Regions from separate parts of the Homo sapiens genome. Here region 1 is linked to region 2. The links are chromatin contacts, found by Hi-C or POLR2A ChIA-PET in ENCODE. All regions are on one chromosome and are shown on one strand. Each heading gives the region's core, a stretch centred on a gene start or an enhancer-like site at or near the end of the contact. The rest is flanking DNA. Distances are from core to core; before and after follow the strand shown.

Evidence for each region. Hi-C counts contacts between places; a loop is a spot of excess contacts on that map. ChIA-PET counts read pairs that join two places held with the same protein, here RNA polymerase II (POLR2A). Pooled maps may share reads with other maps.
Region 1: a pooled map shows a loop between it and region 2 (2.6-fold over the local background). The contact joins two enhancer-like sites. A Hi-C loop is called at or near these places in 2 of 50 pooled maps. POLR2A ChIA-PET finds 5 or more read pairs at or near these places in 2 of 52 experiments (H1 and activated CD4-positive, alpha-beta memory T cell).

Annotation. Positions count from the first base shown.
Region 1 is chr2:43,292,499-43,295,268 of GRCh38, forward strand. It overlaps THADA (THADA armadillo repeat containing), which reads right to left. Exons shown (of 38, transcript NM_022065.5): 32 at 336-715. Among named protein-coding and RNA genes, the nearest start is that of LINC01126, 67 kb to the left of the region's middle. RefSeq lists an enhancer at 336-1,535 and a silencer at 812-1,106. Within about 2 kb of position 1,498, at least 14 of the 41 ENCODE cell types and tissues checked have a DNase peak (open chromatin) inside an H3K27ac peak, as active enhancers do.
Region 2 is chr2:42,857,830-42,860,643 of GRCh38, forward strand. No RefSeq gene overlaps it. Among named protein-coding and RNA genes, the nearest start is that of TRI-TAT2-1, 49 kb to the left of the region's middle. Within about 2 kb of position 1,287, at least 3 of the 41 ENCODE cell types and tissues checked have a DNase peak (open chromatin) inside an H3K27ac peak, as active enhancers do.

The DNA of each region.
Region 1 (2,770 bases), core at 248-2,747, 430 kb after region 2:
TGAAATAGCCATGTCAGCAAAGACTACCTCTGACACACTCTACAGTGAATTTTTAATGATCTGTTTCCTAAACATCCCAAAGTGGTTTGCTCTGTCTTTGGTTAATCTCTGCCATCAATACTCCTATCATCAAAAGCTTTTCTTGGTGCCCTACCAGGTATGACGCCATGCCAACCACCATAAAAAGAGAGTCCTTATCCACTGGCTGCCGAATCTACTTCCTATTGCCCCTGGAGAGCCTAAACCCAATCTTGCCTTCATGATCCTACCATTCCAGTGGCTCACAAAAGAATGTGGGGAGTGTAAAGGGCCAGTCAGTACGTTGGAGACTTTACCTTGCAGAAGCATTCTGGGTGATTTTCCTTCATGGCCAACAATAAGAACTTCTCTCCCATGTTGCACAGCAAGGGTGGCACGCCCTTCTCTCCAAGTCCAGAGGCTGCTGCTAAGAACTTTTCCAAGAGGGCTTCCAGTGTTAGTGAGCGCACTTCAGGGAAGGCAGATTCTAACAGCTGAGAGAAAGAGATGGGGACATTCGTCTCCCGCTCTCCACTCTTGGCTGCCGCGGCCCACACTGCAGCAATGGCTAGTCTGGTGAGGCTCTGGAGGTACTGGGGCAGGCCTGGCACCTTGAAGGCCCAAGGGAATCCCGTTATCAGCTCTGATCCTGAGATAATCCCTCTGACTTCCTCCCAGAAGCCAAGACTCTCCAGAACTAAGAAGCAAAAAAAGCAAAAGGGAAAGAGATAATCACTTTAAATTTCCACAAAAGGACATGAAAGAATGAAGACTGAATCCACTGCGTGAGGCCATCAGATGTCTCCCATAAGCAGATTTCAAACACTGTCATAAGTGAGTGGCCCTCTAAGGTTCAGACTTCTAGTCCACAACAATTTCCATTTAGGTAATGTATAATTTTTCCAACAGGGGCACAAAGGCATTACTATTAGAAAATGCGTTCCTGGCACCCCTCCTCAACATTCAATAAATACGAACTCAGTGACCTCTTATCACCGAGCCTCAAAGCTGACCATGAGAAGAGGACATCTAGTATAAACTTCCTTCAGGGGTGAAGCTCCCCTCTGTAACACCCTTTCCCAGAAGCTCTTGGTTGAACCCTACAGTACCCTGGAGCTCATGAGACAGCTTATTCCATTGTTAGTAGATCTAATTGTCAAAAAGTTCTTTTTGTGTTTCTACTCACTGGCCTAATGCTACATTTTGAGGCTCCCAATGACAGCTCTTTAGACATTTGATTACAATTCTTGTGTCCCCTCTGTCTTCTCCAGATGAAACATTCCTACTTCCTTCCTCAAATGATGGGGTCACTGTCTCTCATTATTCTAGCTGCTTTCCTGTGGACATGCCTCACCCTCTCTTAAAGGATGGCCAATAGGCTGGATCACAAATCTCCTGCATGGTTTGACCCGCAGGACTATTACTTTCTCTGTTCTGAACTGGAGTTGCATCACACTGTTGACTCATATGGAGCACAAAGTCAACTGAAACCACAGCCCTTCTTTTTTGACGTGGTCTACTGATGGTGGTGAGTCATCTTTCTCCCACTTTGTACTCAGTACTTAAGCCAAGATGTGTTTTCTTTGTTTATTTTAAGCCCAAGTATATCCCTGTTAAATTTTATCCTCCTGTTAAGTTTTATGGTCTACCTTTCATTTGCCGAGATCTTTTCATATTCTCAGTTCTGATTAAAAAAATAAAAAAACCAAAAACTTATTGCCTGCTTACTATGTGCTAGGAGCTAAATAAGATCACTGCCCTTAAGGAGTTTATAGTCAGTCTAGTTTGAGAAAGAGAAATGCATGAACACATAATTCCAATATAGTGGTACAAATGATAACCTAGGCCTCAAAGAGGAAGACAGGTGACAATGTGTTAGCACCACCAAAGGCAGGGGAACCAGCTGAGCAAAGGCTCAACAAAGGCATGAAACAGAACGGACCATGTGGGGAACTACAGGCCATCCCATAACACTGGAGCATAAAATTTGAGGTGGGAAAGGGCAGGAGATGAGGCTAGGGAAGAAATGTGGCTAGAGTACAGAAAGCCTCCTAGACAATGTGAAGCAGCTAGTTCTGTATGCAACGGAATGCCACTGGGGGGTTATTTTAAGCAGTAAGGTCAGGGGCCCATTTTCACTGAAGTGCTCTTATCGTTGAGGAGGCAATATTAGAGGCAGGGAGACCAGTTACAACACTACTGCACCGTAGTCCAGGAGAGAAATAAATGACGAGGGCCTTAAGTTCAGAAGGAATCAGGAGAAGGTGGGTTTAAGAAACGCTGAAGGTCTGAAGCCAAGGTGATCATTTAAAAAGGCAAAAAAGAAAGAAAAAAAAACACTGAAGGGATAAAACTGGCAGGACTAGGGAATGAGGGTGCGGACTAGGGTAGGAGTCTCGGGTACCTCCCAGCACCCAGTTCTTCACACATGTTCATCATCTAATAGAAATTGGGTAAACCAGCTGGGCGTGGTGGCTCATGCCTGTAATCCCAACATTTTGGGAGCCCAAGGTGGGAGGACTGCTTGAGCCCAGGAGTTTGAGACCAGCCTGGACAACACTGTGAAAATCTATTTCTACAAAAAATAAAAAGTCAGCTGGGTGGGGGATCACTTGAGCCCAGGAGGTTGAGGATGCAGTGAGCCAGGATGCTGACACTGCATTCCAGCCTGGGCGACAAAGTGAGACCCTATCTCAAAAACGCATACAAAGTAGTTGGCAAACTTCAATTTCACAGGAATGCCTAAATGCCC
Region 2 (2,814 bases), core at 37-2,536:
CTGGGCGTGGTGGCTCACACCTGCAATCCCAGCAGTTTGGGAGGCGGAGGCAGGAAGATGGCTTGAGCCCACACGTTCGAGACCAGCCTGGACAACACAGAGAGCCCCATCTCTATAAAATAAAACAAAAGTAATAAAGAAAAATAAAAAAGAAATAGCCGAGTGTGGTGATGCATGCTAATCCCAGCTAATCAGGAGGCTGAGGTGGGAGGATCGCTTGAGCCCAGGAGTTCAGGGCTGCAGTGAGCCATGATCGTGCCACTGCACTCCAGCCTGAGAGACCGAGCAAGACCCTGTCTCAAAAAAGAAGAAAAGAAAAGAAAGGAAAAGAAAACATTTATTCACTCAGCAAATTCTTAACAATGCCTGCTTTGTGGCAGAGTTTTTTCTAGGTGGCAGAGATACAGAGACAAGAGACGCAGCCCTGCCCCATAAGGAGCTTACAGTTGTGTGGAGAAGTCAGACAATACAGCTACCATATGGGGCACTTCGGGGGGAAGGAGGGGGACCCAGCACAGTCTAGAGGGCTCCCCAAGGGGCTTCCTGAGTAGCTGATGCCTGAGCTGCATTATGAGGGACAAGTCATGGGGGCTGGAGGGTAGGATGGTGACTGCTGTTCCAGATGGAGGGGACAGCTCTGCAAAGTCTCAGAAGGGGAGTGAGGTGAAGGGGGAGAGCTGTGAAGGCACTGGCCTGGCTGGAACTTGGGTGTGGAGGGAGCAGGGTGAGAGCAGAGGCTGGGAGTGGGGACACGGCTGTGAGGGCCTGAGCTATATGTAACTGTTACAGAGTTGTGTCTTAGGGGTGTGTGTGTGTGTTGGGGGTGGGGGGGTCGGAGATGGAGTGGCCACATAGACTTCTTTCTTCCTTTAAGTTTTGAAAAAAGTGATGGGATTATGGATTCTTTCCAACTGTGTGTGTGTGTGTGTATATATTGGGGGTGGGGTTTTTTTTTCTATGTAGAAACTAAGAAATTAGCAGTCTGACAAATATCAGAACAGTATCAGGAAAGAATGAGTCCTCTTCTGACATTTACTGTCACTGAATTTTCTATGGTTGTATTATATAGGCATGTCCTTTAGATCAACCATTCTCAAGTTTCAGTGTGAATGACCACTGGGGACATTTACTGAAAATCTGGGTGTTTGGGATTTGTCCTGGAGATTTTGATTCAGCAGGGCCCAGCATTGTGCATTCTTCAACAAATTCTCCTGGATTATGTGGAGTCAGTTTCTACTGCTTTGATAAACTCATTCCGAGAGCCTGATTATTTCCTCTTGGGGAATTTGCTGGCAATTCAAGAGTCTACCACCAGATGGCAGTGGTGCTTTGTGATGGATCTAGGCAAAGCCAGTTTTCTACAGGGGGATAGTTGTTGAACAGGCAGTTCTCCTTTATTGCAAGAATGTACAGAAAATAACTCTTTTAGATAATTTCTAAAATAATTTGATCACGAAATCTTAGATATAGGAGCTTGTTTTAAAGTTAAATTTACCCTTCAAACATTACAGCTGAGCTTTCCAATATGGTGACCACTAGCCATGTGTGGCTTTTGAGCACCTGAAAAGTGGTTAAATTGTGATGTGCTGAAAGTGTCATAAACACATTGGCTTTCATTCTTTAGAAGTTCCTATGACTTAAAGACATAAATAAAAAAATTAGCTTTCAAAAGCAAAAAAAGTCTTATTAATATGAAGATTGCATGTTGAAATATTTTGAGTTGAGTTAAATAAAAGTTTATTAAAATTCATTTCGCCTGTCTCTTTTTCCTTTTTAAATGTGACTACTAGAAAAGTTTAAATTATATGTGTCTCATATTCTATTTCTAATGGACAGTGCTGCATTGAAATAATCTAAATTAATTTCTTCATTTTTGAAAGTGAGAGAATCGAGGCCTCAAGTTTGATGGAAAACTGCTGGATTTGAAGTCAAAGACCTGTATTTAAGTTCCAGTTCAAACACTGACTTCATGCCTCTGGGCAAGCAATATACCTTCTCTTAGCCTCCATTTCATTGTCTGTGAAAAAGGGATAATTACAGCAGCCTTACTTAAAAGAGTTACTTAAAAGACCAAGTGAGAGAATGTGTATAAAGGAAGTTGTGTAAACTTCGAAGCATCATAAAGGTATGAAATTACTATTGTTGTGGTTACTGATAATGACTAGAACTCAGGCCAAATAAACTCTACAAGTCATGAAAGCATTCACCGTGTGAAAGTCACTGGATTGGGCACTTCTAGACTGTTAGGAATTTATAGCTGACTTGAGGAGTTGCTACTTAAGCTCACGAAATGGAAAATGACAATGCAATACACGATAAAAACAGTGATTCAAATAAGAAATGGAAAGTTTGTCCCAAGGCATATATGGTTAATAGTGAGTGTTACTGCTTTTTCTTTCTAAAGTAAGCATTTATTGAGCTGGTACAGTAGGATTGGAAGGTTGGGGTTGGGAAGAGGGAGTAATGAAAATGATGAACATGTTTTCTCTGTTTACAAAGAGGTTTGCCATCTGAGTAGAGGAATGAAGGCAGACACAGAAGACATGAGCGACTGAAGACCCAGTGTGGAAGCTGCCAGCCTTGGTACTTCCAATAACAGCACTGGAATTAGGCATATGTGACAGGGCTGCCAATTCCTGACCAACTCTCAACTCTCCTCTGCTATATAGAATCTCAACTCGTTAGGGTTGGCAATTGGCCCAGCTAAAATACTTCATTTTCTAGTCTCATCTTGAAGCTAAGGATAGCCACATAATTCAGTTCTGGATAATGAGGTGAAGCATGAGTGGTTGGGTTGAGCTTCTAGCAAAGTTC